2 separate regions of the Homo sapiens genome follow, and region 1 is linked to region 2. A link is an interaction called in ENCODE POLR2A ChIA-PET data of the cell type or tissue named here. Cell type or tissue: PC-3. All regions are shown on one strand. Links, peaks and the distances in the headings refer to the core of each region. The heading gives the core; the rest is flanking DNA. Region 1 has its middle 140 kb from the start of MIR3146. Region 2 has its middle 210 kb from the start of MIR3146.

Region 1 (4,402 bases), core at 296-4,295, 68 kb after region 2:
TTTGCTTTTATTACTAAATTAATAGGCAGCCTGTATTATCATAAGATCTGAAGTTCTAGTGAGCTGTGAATGATCAAACTGCAGATTTCTTGAGGAAATGTTTTGCGGTGTTAACAACCTTCTGGAGATATCTGTCCCATCATTATTCTTTATCCACCCTGTGGTTAAGGCTGATGCATCTGAAAAGTATGTGGAATCTTCTTTCAAAATGTATTATATTTGATGACTATGCTGCAGCATATAAGTATCCCATTCAAGATGTATTTAAAATTAAACATGACATTTTGCTTTTAAAAAGAAACACACTTTTTTATTTCAGAATACTTTTATAGAAAAGCTTCAAGGATATTATAGAGGTTCCTTGTACCCTACACTCAATTTCTTCTGTTTTTAACATCTTATATTGTATGATACATTTGTCACACATAATGAATCAATATTAAGGCATAATTATTCACTAAAAGTTGTTCTTCATTCAGATTTTCTTAGATTTTAGTTAATGTCCTTCTTCTCTTCCAAGATACCATTCTGGATACCACATTATATTTAGTTTTCTTGTCTCCTTCGGCTCCTCTTGGGTCTGATTTTTTTCTCAGATTTTCCTTATTTTTGATGGCTTGACAGTTTTGAGGAGTACTGGTAAGACATTTTACTAGGACACTGGTAAGAATGTCCCTCAATTTGTTGATTCTTTTTTTTTTTAATGATTCCACTGGGGCTATGGATTTGGGGAAGGAAGACCACAGAGATAAGCTTGACATGCACTAGCTAGACGAGGCAGACCATGTTAAAATTTTCCATTGTGAAGTTAATTCTTCTTTCCCCTCTTTTCATATTGAACTGTGGAAAGAAGTCACTCTATATACAGCCTACACATAAAGACTGGAGGTGTAGGGAGTTATGTTCCACATCTTTGAGTGGGAGTATATCTGCATTATTAGAGATGTTAAAATTATTTAGAATTTTTCTACAGACAAGATTTGTTTATTCTCTTCCATTTATTTATTTATTTTTATTCTATCACTATAGACTCATGGATATTTATTTTCTGACCTAATATATCGTTGTCTATTCTGTTCTTCAAATTGTGTCAGCTTTGGCCATTAGGATCTCTTTTAATTGTCTTCTATGTGTATTTGACATACCTCACTTGTATCATTTTGTTTTCTTTTATTCTTTTTCTGCTGCTTTCTTACTTTTTGGCACAAGAAGATCATCCAAGCTCTTTTTTTTTATATTTCCTGAATATAAAAAAGTCATCCGTGGCTTGGATTTAATTATCAAAATTAAATTGCAGTTAAGATTTCAATAATCTCCAGTCACATTTTAATCTCCATTGCTCAACAATGTAAACTGTATTTGTAATCAAAAAAGAAGTTTTTCTCTGGTTAACAGATTATGTTTTTAAATGTTTCTGTCTGCTTACCAAATAAGAAAAATAATCTGGCTAACAGATTATTTTAAAACTATTTTTAACTTGGTGGGTTTAAAAAATCATAAGTGAATGTGTATTACTCTAATCACCTCTGTTCAAAGCCAAAGGACAAAGTGAGGTAAGTCTAATTAGGCTAATTCAGTGAATTATCATCTGATCGAATCACGACTGTAAGAAATTATCCCTGGCTAAGTGTGGTGTCAAATTATTCTATGAAATAATTGGGAATATGACCCCTGGCACAAAAGGCTAGCTGTTTCCAAGAACAGAGTTCCCAAATAATGAAAGAGCAGCAGCTAAGATTACACCCTGTGCTTTAATTTCATAACTAGGCAAAAAAAGATGTTCAATATCCTCAACTTATTTATTTCCTGACGGGAAATGCAAAATTAAAAGTGACTTTGTGATATTTCACTTGCGAATAGATTGATAGAAGAATTCTATGAAATTCTAAAGAAATACGATAGGAAGTTTTATGAATTTAAAATTTAACTTAAAGAGAATATTAAGGTTCCTTTAAAATTATGTGAAACTACTATTTTGGGCCAGGGGTGAAGAAGCCATAGGCAGTAAATTCCTTCTACTCACTTCTCAGTGTAATCCTGTGGGTTTATCCAGAACATTAGGTACTGGCTGGGAACTTCTGTTGGTAGTCTCATGTTGATGAATCATCTCTTGGGAACATATTTGTCACGGTTTAAAAGAAGATACTTGGTGCTTGTTAAGGTTCTTTGACTTTCTTCTTATTTTACTTGTTTTCTTTTAAAGGTCAACTTCATTTATACCTTTAGAGTTCTGTTAAGCTAGACTCTATTTCGTCGTACCAGTATCATTGATGTTTTTATTTGGAGGGCTGAGTCAGCAGCATTGTTTTAAAAGACTACTTCTCTTTTCTCCCCATGTCCCTTTACATATTTTTTTAAAGTAAGCGTAAGTCCACTAGATCTTAACTTTTTATCTCTCTTTCAATAAAATTTATGCTTTTTCTTTCGCTATTTAAAATAAATGTATTTTTCATTGTGTGTTTAATTCTAAATTTCTCTGATCTAACAGCTTGACCTAAAATATAGCTCTTATTTTTAGAGAATATTGTAGGGTATTTAATAAAATAAAAAGAGCTAACTAACTAAAGATAAATCCATGGTGTACTATCAGGAATCTACTGGTAACATTTGTTTTTCAGTTATTAATTCTTTTATCCCTCCACCCATTTATTTATTGTGCTGAGACCTGTTGTTTCGCAATGATACTGTGTGAAACACTACACTAAAGGAGTTGCAATTAGTACAACTGTGAGGCAATTCTTGCATAAACAAGACAGATAGCTTACTTTCTAATGGAGATCAGCATGAGCATATTTCTAAAAGGTCGGATATATATTATGTACCAGATGAGTGATACAAAAAAAATCAGTGCTATAGACAGGCAGACAGAGTTTTTATTGAGATTCAGGCAGTCTGATCAGGTCAGATATACAACATAAAATGGCACTTGAGGTAATCCTTAAGGGGTAGATTCGAATTTAAAAGATTGAGAAAGAAGCATGGATTCAAGAGTTTATGCATTTACTCATTCATGGGTTTAGAAAGTTTTCAGTAAACATTTGAGTGAAGGGCATTCCACTAGTTCTGAAGCATAAGGCAAGGTCTTTATGTGAGGAAATGTTGATGATCCAGTTTTTATGAAGAATCAGATTTATGTTACAGTGAAATGTGGCTAGAATTTGAAGTTGGGTAATGGTCATGTAAGAAGTTGAAGCCAGAGTTAGGAGGAGTCCAAATATTAATTAGTGGATCTTAACTGATTTTGGTCAAGAGATGATGGCAAATCTTACACCTCAAAGAGGGATAAAGAAAGTGATGATATCAGAAATTTGGTTTATGAAGATTTCTGTCACATTGCTGTAGAAAACAGGGAATTTATGAGAAATGAATAAGAGGCTTCCCAAGGAATTTCCCAGAGAACTGATAGCATGAAGTTTTATTAGATACAAGGAAACAGTTTTTGCTCATTAGCAGCCATACACTAGAAACAGAGAAAATATGAAGTAAAAACGACCCAGAGTTGGAAAGGAGCTTGTTAGACATGGAAGAGAATGAGGAGTCATCTTGGAAAACTCAACAAGGAAAATATGGAAAGGGAACAAAAAGTAGGTGGGTTCAAGGAACTCAAGAGCTTAATGAGGTGGTTTTTGAAAGGAGGAAGGATCGACTGATAGACGTGGCGCTATGTGTGTAGTATACTGTGATGGTTAATTTTATGTGTCCACTTAACTAGGTTATGGTGTCCAGGTATTTGATCAAATACCAGTCTAGATGTTGCTGTGGATACACTTTTTAGATGCGATTAACTGTTAAATCAATAGACTTTGAGTAAAGCCAGTTACCCACCATAAACTGGATGAGATTCATACTCAGTTGAAGGCCTTAAGACAAATCAATGAGGCTCCCCAAGGAAGAAGAAATTCTGCTAGAGGACATTTGGTTTATTTCATTGCTATAAACAGTGCTCCTATAAATATTTATATGCAAGTGTTAGTGTGATGATAGATTTTCATTTTTCTTGGGTAAATACCTGTGAATGAAACTGCTAAATTATGTAAGTGTCTGTTTGTAGAAACCTACCAATCTGTTTTCCAAAGTGGCTGTCAAGTTTTAAATTCCCACAAACAATGTCTGAGAATTCTGATTTCTTCATATTCTTACCAATACTTGGTATTGTCAGTGTTTTTTTTTAATTCAACTATTCTAGTGTATGTGTAGCAGCATCTTATTATGTAATTGGTTTGCATTTTTCTAATAATTAGCAAAGGTTAGCATTTTTTCATGTACTTATTTGCTATTTGTGTACCTTCTTTAGAAAAGCATCTATTCCAATATTTATCCAAGTGGTAGCATAATTAGTAATTGTTATTAGTGGTAATATTTATTATTATTACTTAAATATTGAAGCTTCTTTTCTCTAATA
Region 2 (4,402 bases), core at 274-4,273:
TGGCTCTGTAATCATTATTGTGGTTAGATTTTTTTAAAAAGCTCATTTTCATGCTTTCCAGCACAGGATCAGCTTTGCAGTGGAAAATACATTTATAAAAATATGTTGTTGCGTGTGAGTAACTTGCATTTTGGGCTTGTCCCCAGACCACCTGGAACACCTTCGTGAATTCCAGTGATCCAAAAGCTACATTGTGAAAGATGGCAGGATGCTTCATTAGGTTACTACTGATGGTGCTTTGAGATCCCCAAATAAATATCAGAAGCCAGTTTATTGTTCTCTTTTAAAGTCATTCTCCTTTTGCTGTAAAGTGTACTTTTTTCTACACATTAGTGTCTTGGTTAGTATTTGAAATGTGCAGCATATAAAATAATAAAAATATTGCCCTTTACTTTAGAAAGAGGTAAATATTTTAAATGACTGTAACATTCTGAGAAAGCTGCTGCCTGTTTTTCTAACCCGGACACTGGAGTCTGCAAAGTACAGACAACACCCTCAGAGCCTACCTCAGGGTTTATAGAAGGCCTAGTGTGTGGTCAAGACCTCTAGGCTTGCAGTTAAAAGTTCATACCCAGGATGGACTTGATGGTATTGATGGCTTTTTATAATTAAGTTGAAACTCTCCTCTGGCAAATATCCCAAGCCCAAGCAGTCAGTCCCTTGAGCTACCTACCACCAGTGTAGGGACATGAAGCCCCACAAATTTTTCCAATGCTCAAGAATTCTGATTTTTAAATAAATATTAATGCTCCAATTTCTGTGCTTTGGAAAGAGTAAAAGAAAAGGCTTAGGAATCTCGCCCACAAATTTCATGGTTAGAGAGAACGAACTACCTGACCAGCAGACAGAAGAGGCCAAAGGCACACCAAACCACACAGTGGAAGCTCAGTTTGCCAAAACTGTGGCTGAGTTGAAGTGGATTTGGCCCTAGATATATTAATTCCAGACACCCGGTGGTCTGAAACAGAAAAGGCAAAAGTAAGCAAACTGATTGGTAAAAGGGTAAGCTTTTTTCCCTCCTCATCCCTTTTTTGTAAGAGTTCCTCTCACATGTGCCTCTCATTTTCCCACGCAACAGTTGAAAGGAAGCAAAGTGTGGCAGGTGGCAGCACAGCTTTGAAGTCCTGCTGCCAGGGCCAGAGGTCTGACAAATGTTCCATGTGTTCTCTAGCCACATGAGGCGGACCCTTGTACTTCTAAACGAGAGGGCTGATCTCCTTCCACTTTCCCTTTTTTCTAAAGTGAGTTCATGTGCTTTTGATAGCAAGCCTTTAAGTTGGCATAAACTGACTGGCAACTTGTAGAAAATAAATTCGAGGTACCTGCTGCATCAGACCTTGGCTCTTGCCCTTTGGAAGTATTAAACTTGACTTGGTTTTGTCTTTATCGGTTCTTGTTGTTGTTGCTGTTAATACAAGGGAAAAACATAGATAAGAATACAAGCTTTAAATCAAATGTCGGGTATCCATTGTACTTTCATCACTTGTTGCCTTGAATTTTTAAAAAAATTAGTTTGATTTTTTTTTTTTTTTTTTCCATAGATTTGATTTTGCTTTTAGGTAATTGCTTCTGATACAAAAGAGCTCCCTCTAGCCACGAGCTTAAATATTACACATCCTGCTGAGCAGAAGAAACTTCCCTTAAATATGGGCTTGTTTATGTAGCAGTAAAACTATATTCTGAATATCAGTGATAAGGTTTCTGCAGAGCTATTTAACTTCCAATTTATTGAATTGGACCTTTTACTTTTTAAAATATTATTGACTGGAAAATATTTCTGCAGAAGGCAAATAATGAGCGATAGCTACTGGTGGTAGGAATTAGCTTTCAAAGTAAGAAACTGGAGCTGTTTTATATCATTTAGAGTGAAATTCCTCTTCGTACTCCTTAAAAATACTTAGGGAAAAGCTAATGTCCAAAAATAGTTTCGTTTTAAGCTTCGATCACATAAAAGGAAAGCATAAGTCTTGCTGTAGAAGGTGAAGTCCTTTGTGTGAGTTTATATAAAAAGGTAAACGTAAAAATAGAAAATATTTATACGTAATGTTATTTTAAATTAACTTGTGCTGCTGTTTTACCAAGGGCTACACTCCATTTCTTCATGTAATTGTGCTTGTATATTTATGCTTTTAGTGTGTTCACCTGTAAGTGGTAAAAGAAAACTGACGTATACGAGCAACACAAATCTAAATTATTTCCAAATATGTTTTTACTGTGATAAACCAGTAGGCTTCTTGAAAATTCCCAGTCAAATGGCAAGTTCTATGAGGGTAGGCTCCTTTCACTCAAACCTGCCACCATCTTCCACACAACTGGGTGATGAATGTCTCATTATCTTTGCCAAGTGGTCTTCTAAGAATTGGATAGAAAAAGCAAAACGAAAACAGAAAACTTGAGAGGCATGGCATGTGGAATAAAATAAAATTTTGATAGAATGGGATATTCATAAATATAAAAAAAATTATGGCAGATGTGAAAGTTAATTTTAAAGTTATTAAAATAAAAGGAGTTATCTTGGAATAGATTTGTCATAACCATTTTTAGCGTATAATAGCAATTAGAGCCTTGGTAGCAAAGGCTTTATTTTTTTTTTTTAAGACGAGGATGTGGATGTACATAGCTCAAACTTTCTTTTCTTATTTTTTTTAGTATACTTTAAGTTCTAGGGTACATGTGCACAACGTGCAGGTTAGTTACATATGTATACATGTGCCATGTTGGTGTGCTGCAGCCATTAACTCATCATTTACATTAGTTGTATCTCCTAATGCTATCCCTCCCCCCTCCCCCCACCCCACGACAGGCCCCAGTGTGTGATGTTCCCCACCCTCTGTCCAAGTGTTCTCATTGTTCAGTTCCCATCTATGACTGAGAACATGTGGTGTTTGGTTTTCTGTCCTTGTGATAGTTTGCTGAGAATGCTGGTTTCCAGCTTCATCCATGTCCCTACAAAGGACATGAACTCATCCTTTTCTGTGGCTGCATAGTATTCCATGGTGTATATATGCCACATTTTCTTAATCCAGTCTATCATTGATATACATTTAGGTTGGTTCCAAGTCTTTCCTATTGTGAATAGTGCCTCAATAAACATACGTGTGTATGTGTATTCATAGCATCATGATTTATAATCCTTTGGGTATATACCCAGTAATGGGATGGCTGGGTCAAATGGTATTTCTAGTTCTAGATCCTTGAGGAAATCGCCACACTGTCTTCCACAATGGTTGAACTAGTTTACAGTCCCACCAACAGTGTAAAAGTGTTCCTATTTCTCCACATCCTCTCCAGCACCTGTTGTATCCTGACTCTTTAATGATCGCCATTCTAACTGGTGTGAGATGGTATCTCATTGTGATTTTGATTTGCATTTCTCTGGCCAGTGATGATGAGGATTTTTTCATGTGTCTGTTGCTGCATAAATGTCTTCCTTTGAGAAGTGTCTGTTCATATCCTTTGCCCACTTTTTGATGGGGTTGTTTGATTTTTTTTTTTTGTAAATTTGTTTAAGTTCTTTGTAGATTCTGGATATTAGCCCTTTGTCAGATGGGTAGATTGTAAAATTCTTCTCCCATTCTGTGGGCTGCCTGATCACTCCGATGGTAGTTTCTTTTGCTGTGCAGAAGCTCTTTAGTTGAATTAGATTCCATTTGTCAATTTTGGACATAGCTCAAACTTTCAATTGTTCTGAGAGAATTCAAACGGCACTAAGTAACTCCAGATTCTCAGTTATCCGACTGGAAATACCTAGAACTTCGTCTTCACCCAGCGTTTTCTAGTACTTTACCATTTTTATTTTGCATGCACATACCTTGCATGTGCGAGTGATTATGGCATTCCCTGAAGCACAGTAGTTTTGAGATGATAAACATCTTTCTCCTTTCACCTCTCTGAGCAAAGATTTTTATTTCTGCATCAGTTTCTCTGTGAATGGCAGTTACACCATTTCTTGGCAAGATGGCCAACATTTCGCGGTTACTTTATACTCTCAAGATCAGCGTGACTGTGAGCTCTCATGAAACTAGTTGTGTGTAGTTTAGTTCGAATATAGTAAGTCTCAAGCTAATCTTAAGCGTTTGCTTGGGTAATAAATATACACTATAATGTATAGCAAAAATTTAGAAATTTGTTTATGCTCTCATTAACATTTGAAGTGAAAAGTAATAAGTATGCCTGTTTTTTGTTCTCTGTGATTGAATCTTATAGATTGGATGCTGATTCCATATACTGACCAGTGTATATCATGCATCAACATTTATAGATTCTACTTCTATTTTCCACAGAGAGAGAGATATATACACGCACACGTATTTACGTGTGTATACACCCAGAGGTATTTACGTGTGTATACACCCAGAGGTATTTACGTGTGTATACACCCAGACGTATTTACGTGTGTATA

The links. Peaks named below come from ENCODE experiments on the same cell type or tissue, not always from the same donor. Only the 100,000 strongest peaks of a DNase experiment are listed, where the experiment ranks them.
Region 1: POLR2A ChIA-PET joins it to region 2 with 6 read pairs; 2 of 35 experiments call an interaction of 5 or more read pairs at or near these places.

What each region holds. Positions count from the first base shown.
Region 1 is chr7:19,558,589-19,562,990 of GRCh38, forward strand. No RefSeq gene overlaps it. Among named protein-coding and RNA genes, the nearest start is that of MIR3146, 140 kb to the right of the region's middle. In PC-3, for the core only: no CTCF peak of the experiment used is centred there; a DNase peak (open chromatin) is centred at 2,093; H3K27ac peaks cover 1,377 bases.
Region 2 is chr7:19,490,444-19,494,845 of GRCh38, forward strand. No RefSeq gene overlaps it. Among named protein-coding and RNA genes, the nearest start is that of MIR3146, 210 kb to the right of the region's middle. In PC-3, for the core only: a CTCF peak has its summit at 1,600; no DNase peak of the experiment used is centred there.